Linked DNA regions of Homo sapiens: region 1 is linked to region 2. Evidence: chromatin contacts called from ENCODE Hi-C or POLR2A ChIA-PET data. All regions are on one chromosome and are shown on one strand. Each heading gives the region's core, a stretch centred on a gene start or an enhancer-like site at or near the end of the contact. The rest is flanking DNA. Distances are from core to core; before and after follow the strand shown.

Evidence for each region. A loop is a pair of places that touch in the nucleus more often than their neighbours do. ChIA-PET counts read pairs that join two places held with the same protein, here RNA polymerase II (POLR2A). Pooled maps may share reads with other maps.
Region 1: a pooled map shows a loop between it and region 2 (8-fold over the local background). The contact joins two enhancer-like sites. A Hi-C loop is called at or near these places in 2 of 168 maps with a recorded cell type or tissue (PC-9 and endothelial cell of umbilical vein) and 1 of 50 pooled maps. POLR2A ChIA-PET finds 5 or more read pairs at or near these places in 5 of 52 experiments (CD4-positive, alpha-beta T cell, MCF 10A, OCI-LY7 and 2 more).

Annotation. Positions count from the first base shown.
Region 1 is chr6:152,087,666-152,091,393 of GRCh38, reverse strand. The region is part of intron 6 of ESR1 (estrogen receptor 1); the gene reads right to left. Among named protein-coding and RNA genes, the nearest start is that of ESR1, 280 kb to the right of the region's middle. Within about 2 kb of position 1,358, at least 4 of the 41 ENCODE cell types and tissues checked have a DNase peak (open chromatin) inside an H3K27ac peak, as active enhancers do.
Region 2 is chr6:151,899,912-151,903,878 of GRCh38, reverse strand. All of the region lies in intron 3 of ESR1 (estrogen receptor 1), which reads right to left. Among named protein-coding and RNA genes, the nearest start is that of ESR1, 94 kb to the right of the region's middle. RefSeq lists an enhancer at 2,249-3,448. Within about 2 kb of position 2,583, at least 3 of the 41 ENCODE cell types and tissues checked have a DNase peak (open chromatin) inside an H3K27ac peak, as active enhancers do.

The DNA.
Region 1 (3,728 bases), core at 109-2,608, 190 kb before region 2:
CATCAATACAGCTTATCATCTCATCCTTGTCAGCAGATGCTTCCTAGTTGTGCAAATATACTGAGAAATAAAAATAGGTCCTGTTGAAATGCCAATAGTTGACAACAGCAGCCATCTTCTTTCTGGACTTTTCTGGCAAAATGTGGTCCATGTGTGCTGCCTGTTGCCCTTCAGGGGCCATTTGGGAGAAACAACAGAAATTCAGATTCCCAGAATGCTTCGTGTGCTTTGGCAACCACTGCAAGAGCAAAACAGGGCTGCTGGTAATTTCCATATCCCAGGTGGTCTCTCCCACCCTGGATGGCCACACCACTGTGCCCAGCAGCATAGAGCAAGTGAGCAGACAGTGTGGACCCTCAAAAATATTATTGCAACAAGGTAGGCTTTTGCAACTCTGGAGATTGCTCCAAATCCCAAAGATGGAAACAAGAAAAAATCTATATGTCATTAACCAGTCTTGAGGTGCTGTCAGCAAATCTGAGCTTCTAGGCAATCTGGATCTTGTAGCCAATAAGGGGATATTTAGGAAGAGTCTGGGGAAACGGAGTGGTACAAACGAAAGGGGAGTGAAGCCACGAGGACACCCCCATGTACAAGACATCTCAACCCAGTCTCTTGCTCTCTCCCTCTCCCTCACTCTCAATTCTGCTGTCCCTCACCTTCTCTCATTTTGCTTGGACATTCTCCCTTCCTTTTCCTCTTTCCATCTCCACCCCAGAGGAACCCCCTTCTCCATTTCTCAGCACTTTTCTAGATAATGGAGTCTTCCGGAAGCTGGAGGAGCTGTGCTGTACACTGCAGTGCCTGTGCAGTGTGGCTGTGCCCAGAAGGAAGCTCTAGTACAACTAGGGGTCCCCTTGCCATGGGCCTCCATGGAGATGGGGGACACATCTAAATGTCTCTGGAGAAGTAAGAGATGCTGATGCCTATGGCTTACCAGATGTTTGAGGACAAACTCTTCAAGCCAGGCCAGATTTTCTATCTGTTCCCAAAGGAAGGATGTGACAGCAGACCCTGAAAGAATCCTTCATTCTATCGCATCTTGATCAAAAACAGAATGACTCAAAGGAAAAAGTGAAGAAAATTCCTCAAGTCACAATTTAAGTAGTCTGGACCAGAAAGCTGCCACTCAGCTTGGAGAAGGAGGAGATTTCAGCATTCTCAGAGGTACTAGGGATGAGTCACACATCAGCCTTTCGGGTGCCCTGCCAGGGACTCATTCTACAACCAAATAGTGTGCTTGCTCAAAAGTGCCACTGAAGCTGACCGTCCGATGAACACCATGTTTGTTGTATGCTTCTCCTATGATTGTGGTTCTTCTGTGGTTCCGGGAGTGGCACTGTCCCTAACAGGGTGTTTGGACAGCCCGAGGCTGCTGCTGCCACTTCGTGGAAGGGACTGTACTGGATGTCCTACAATGTGCAAGGCAGTCCCAAACAATGAAGGATTTGTTCCAGTTCCTATGCCTCTCAAATGCCCTACTGAACTAAATCTACTACAAATAAAAATCTATAGTGGCTGGGTGCAATGACTCATGCCTGTAACCCACCACTTTGGGAGGCCAAGGCAGGCGGAACACTTGAGATGAGGAGTTCAAGACCATCCTGGCCAACATGGTGAAATCCTGTCTCTACTAAAATTACAAAAATTAGTCAGGTGTGGTGTCAGGTGCCTGTAATCCCAGCTACTCGGGAGGCTGAGGCAGGAGAATCACTTGGACCTGGGAGGTGGAGGTTGCAGTGAGCCGAGATCGCACCACTGCACTCTAGCCTGGGTGACAGAGTGAGACTCCGTCTCAAAAAAAAGTAGTGAAAAGTTTTGAAAAGCTTTCACATGGCTGTGCCCAAAAGGTCCAGTGTATGAACTGGTTATAGAGAAGGAAGTTTAAATGGAATATATTTTCTCCAAATTATTAAATAGCTTATTCACTTTATGCAATTTGGCAATTGAATGTATTATGTCAGCTTTTCAACCATGCATTTAATTGAAATGATTTCAGTGCAGTTGAACAGGTACTACAAAAACAATACAACCGGATGTAAATATGTAGAGAGGAGATGTAAGACTCTACTAAATAAAATTAGAGCCAACAATTATAAAATAGTACACATCAATGAAATATTGTTGTTGCCTCCTATATGTTTTAAAATAAATTTGTAACATGATAAGAAGTCCATTTTTGTGCAATGTACATATTAAAATTATTTTGAGGTTTGTATCTGTTTTACATTGACATCGTCTCCAGAGTTTTCCTGATAGCCTCTTACATGTTTTTTTGTTTGTTTGTTTCTTTTTCCAATCCATCTTGTCTTCTCCATTGCTCATCCAAAGGATATCATCTCCAAGGCCTTGTTAAGTTCTAGAGACTGACTGAATATTTGCCTTGAATGTAGTGGGATATTAAGATAGGATAAATGTTTCTATCCATTTTGGCTCTTTTTCATCTTATAACAAAGGGAATCACTTTGACAATACACTTATAATAAAGCCAGACTCATTTGCAAAATTACTTCATTTTTTATTCTTCTTTCACTTCCACAGTCTTTCAATTTTCTTGGCGTGTGTTTTAGCCCATTTTCTGTTGTTTATAACAGAATACCTGAAACTGGATAATTTACAAAGAAAAGGAATTCATTTCCTACAGTTATGGAGGTTGAGAAATCCTAGGTCAAGGGGACACATTGGGTGAGGGCCTTCTTTCTGCTGGGGACTCTGCGGGGTCCCGAGATGGCTCACATGGCAAGGAGGCTGAGTGTGCTAGCGCAGGTCTCTCTTCCTTCTCTTATAAAGCTACCAGTCCCACTCCTGGGATAACTCATTGATCCATTAACCCGTTATTCCGTGAATGGTTTCAACCACTCATGAGCGCAGAATCTTCTTGAACCAATCACCTCTTAAAGGTCCCACTTCTCAATACTGCCACATGGGGGATTAAATTTCAACATGAGTTTTGGAAGGGACAAACATTCAGACCACACGGTAGCATATTTTTACTAATCAATTTTTTTTCTCTCCTTTTATCATACACAAATAGGTTGGTTAGTTTTTAGTTTTCTCAGTCTGGTGTCCATCTCTTGCTCTACTTTTTCATATGCCTGTACTTCTTGGACAAAAAGCCTCTGATCATCTTCTCATAGCCAAACATTCATTATAAGTACATATAAGCATTTTATTACTTTATTATGTTTCCTACTTTAGTCAAGCTTGGGCATCTGCATTGAAATATATATCATTTTATTTTAATATAGTTTAATATAATTTCTCCTTTATATGATGGTTATAAAATACATTACATTTTTAATTATATGTACAGGTAAATTATTACCTATTTGTTTCATTTAAGAGTAGTCAAAGGAATATGTATGTTTTATTAGACTGGTAGTTTGTTATGGCAATTCAAGGAGATTTTTTCTCTTAAGGTTTGTGAATCTCAAACTTGGCTGTCTCTCAGAATCTCCCGTGGAGTTTTACAAGATGCAGCTGTCAGGTTCCATCCAAACCTGATGATTGGAAGCTGAGGGTGGAGCCCTGATATCAGTGCTTTTAAAACACTCTCCATTAACAGCCATGATGACAAATCACAAGACTATCTTAGCTTCTTTGTATTGTGGCTACTAAAATGTAAAATCTTGAAAACATGGATTGTATCCTTGTTTTGTGAAAAGAGCCCTATCACAATGCTACAATGACTTTAAGAGGATGATCTATCCATGGATATCTTTGCTCCT
Region 2 (3,967 bases), core at 1,334-3,833:
AGATAAATATATTTTTTTAATACTAAGTTGTCAGCTTGGCTCAACTTGATCTGGAACATGGAATATAATCCTATATCCCATTCAATTAAGCGATCAATAAACAAAGATACATCACATGCAGTGCCAAGCAGCCAGCTGGGCACTGGTGGGACAGCATAATCCAAGGGCCAGGGGCTCACCGGCAGGGGTGCTCTTCCCTGTGAGAGGTCAGACTGGCATGAGCCTCAATGAAGTATTGGGGTCAGAGCTGAGTGGCTGTCATATGCATGGATGATTAAGTCTAGCAATTAAAGAAAATAAGTGGTCAAGTAAAGGACTTAGAAGTCCAAAATGAAAGCCTAGTGTAGATGGGGTTCTGTGGCATGCCCAAGATCAGAACTGGAGGTGAGGTAGAGGGCAGAGGCCAAAGTATATGTTCAAACCAGAATGAGGTCAAGCAGTGTTTAGAACCAAAAGCTGTCACTTGTTGATGGAAACGGCTCTCTCACAGTTGCAAATCACTACACACCAGCGCATCCAAGTTGCCCTCAAGCTGGCAGGGTACAAAGAGCTCAGTACCTGGATTAACACAGGAGCTGAGACAGCAGCTCACCTAACTTTCTGATTAGACACAGAGACAGAATATGATAGCAATTCAGAAGGAAAACATGATGACTTCCAGGGAATTCTAAATGAGCTAAAGAGAAAGGCATTAGTAAATGGGGAAAGTCACTACTAATAAAAAAAATTACTAAAAATGAACTTCAGATTGAAGGGAGGCATACGGGACAAAATACATTCTGTCGTCAATGAACAGAACAGTTTCCTGGAGCCAAAGGCTTGCTAGGAAAGTGGGAGACAATGCCTGAAAAAACAGGTGTAATTCGGAAGGTGGAGGACTTTGAATGCCAGGATTAGAGGGAGGCTAACTTGTAGGTTCCTCAGGGCAAGGTACTGCATTTTATGTATCACTAATTATCCAAAGGGAACCAAAGTAATTAATTACTTAAGAATTATAGTTTCCTTATAATGATGACAGTATACTAAAACTGGCATTTTATTTAGAGATTAGATTAAATCCTTGTGGGAAAAATTGAACGTACTTTTCATTACCCATTGTAACCAATTTATATGAAGGGCTCACCATAAGCCAAATACAATAGAAGCTTTACATGCCTCCTTATACATACTTACTAAGTTAGTATTATTATTGTCGTTATTTGACAAACAAAGAGACAAAGGTCTGAAGAGGTTACGTATCTTGTTCAAGGTTACACACCTATCAACAGAGCTAAAATTTGAATGCAAGTAGTCTGATTCCAACAGCTAAGACTTAAACCACAATGCTACATAATACATGAATGATATCTGACATCTATACATCAATTTGTGATTATCAAAATAGAGTTCATGTCTTTGAGTCTCAGAATAGCTTTATGGGGTAGTTGGTGTTTTCACATAGTTATGTTTTCTATGAGACTGGAACCACAAAGAGAGAGAAACAGATCTAGGATGGGTACGACTTTAACTTGACAATAGAATATACCTCCAAGAACATGAGCCAAAAGGGCCAGAAACCTTGAGCTTCCTTGATCCCTGAGAGCAAGATCAAAACTGGTGGGTGAGGTGATACAGCAGGAATTTTTAGGCCAACTCCAGTCCTAGGTCCCTTGAGGAATGGAGGAAGTTTGGTCCTATTTTTTGTGAATGACCTCTTTTCACTTTTAGGTTGCCTGGATGTTGTGGTCAGTGATCACATCTTAAATCCCCTGTGTCAACAACACCTTCATGTAGTAAATGCTCAGTAAAGGTTATCTGTAAATGATTTAGGCCAAGAAGTTTGGATTTGGCTTGGCATTTGTTATGTAAAATTTTCAAAATAAAACTGCCAAAACTTCAAACATAAAATAAATGTAATACGTCAAGGCCAAAAAATGGTGGAAAGGAGGCAGGACTAGATTGCAGCTCTCACTTGGATGAACAGAGCAGTGTGTGGAAACTCACACCATAAACTTCTGCTCCAGAACTACTACAGGAATATACCAGGAAAGCCAAGAGAATCCACAGACCCTGTGAAGGAAGCAGTTTGCTCCTACAGGACCCAGGAGACACCCCAAATACTGTGAGTGCCCAAGCTGTGAAAGTAGGAAAGGGGGATAGCCCACCCCCGAACACACACCCTCACTGGGGAATCTGCAGCTCCAGATCATGGGAGAAGGATATGAACTTACCTGGAGCTGATTTAATTAGACAGCTGAGTGAAATAAAGGGTAGAGAAAGCAAGGGGAAAAGCCCTGTGGGCTCTCTGGGTCCCCTAATAAGCCATTTCTACCTTGTCTCACAGGGGTCCTTGGGGAGGGTGGCCAGAGGAACTGGGAAAAGACCACAGCGAGAAGGAAACCTCCAGCTGAACTTTGTAACAATTCCAACCAAACATGAAGTCACCTGGCCAGAACTTGGGGGAGGGAGTGAATTTGGTGTACAGATTCAACAGGAAGGGAGGCATGAAAGCCCTACTTACATTCTTTGCTGGGAGGCTGGTAGCCTGCGGCAAGTTCTTAGCCTTGCTCATCCGCTGCCTGCAAACAAACTTGATGCTGTTGGTAGGGCACAGGAGTGAGACCGGTTTTGGGGGTTGCAAGGGAGCTGGGTGAGGCCTGTAACTGCCGGCTTTCCCCCACATTCCTGACAGCCTGCATGACGCAGCAGAGGCAGCCATAATCCTCTGGGAACATAACTCCATTGACCTGGGAACCTCACCCCCCTGCCCCACAGCACAGCCTCAGCAAGACTCACCCGAGGAGAGTCTGAGCTCAGACAGTCCTAGCCTTGCCCCACCTGATGGTCATTCCCTATCCATCCTGGTAGCTGAAGGCAAAGGTCATATACTCTTGGGAGTTCTAAGGCCCTGGCCACTGCCTGATCCTCCCTATACTACCACAGCTGACGCTGTCTTGAAAGTGCCACCTCCTGGCAGGAGGCCAACCAGCACAAAAATAGTGCATTAAACAACAAAAGCTAAGGACCCCTGCAGAGTCCATTTCACTCCCCTGCCACCTCTATCAGAGCAGGTGCTGGAATCCAACGCTGTGAGACCTGAAAACAGCCCATAGCACAGGACTCTGAGCAGACAGCCCCCAGTACTAGCCTGGAGCCTGGTAGCCCTGCTGAATGGCTAGATCCAGAAGAGAAATAACAGTCACTACAGGTCGGTTCCCAGGAAGCCACATCTCTAAGAAAAGGGGGAGAGTACTACATCAAGAAAACAACCTGTGGGACAAAAGAATCTGAACAGCAGCCTTGAGCCCTAGTACTTCCCTCAGACATAGCCTACCAAATGAGAAGGAACCAGAAAAACAATCCCAGTAATACGACAAAACAAGGTTCTTTAATACCCCTCAAAAAATCACACTAGCTCACCAGCAATGGATCCAAGCCAAGAAGAAATCCCTGAGTCACCTGAAAAAGAATTCAGAAGGTCGATTGTTAAGCTAATTAAGGAGGCACCAGAGAAAGGTGAAGTCCAATTTAAGGAAGTCAAAAAAATGATACAAGAAATGAGGGGAGAAATCTTCAGTGAAATAGTTAGTATAAATAAAAAACAATCACAACTTCAGGAAATGAAGGACACACTTAGAGAAATGCAAAATGTTCTTGAAAGTCTCAGCAATAGAATAAAACAAGCATAAGAAAGAACTTCAGAGCTCAAAGACAAGGTTTTCAAATTAACTCAATCCAACAAAGACAAAGAAAAAAGAATTTAAAAAATGAACAAAACCGCACTCAGTGCTCAATGGTGCCCAGGCTGGAGTGCAGTGGCGTGATCTCAGCTCGCTACAACCTCCACCTCCCAGCAGCCTGCCTTGGCCTCCCAAAGTGCCGAGATTGCAGCCTCTGCCCGGGGCCACCCCGTCTGGGAAGTGAGGAGCGTCTCTGCCTGGCCGCCATCGTCTGGGATGTGAGGAGCCCCTCTGCCTGGCTGCCCAGT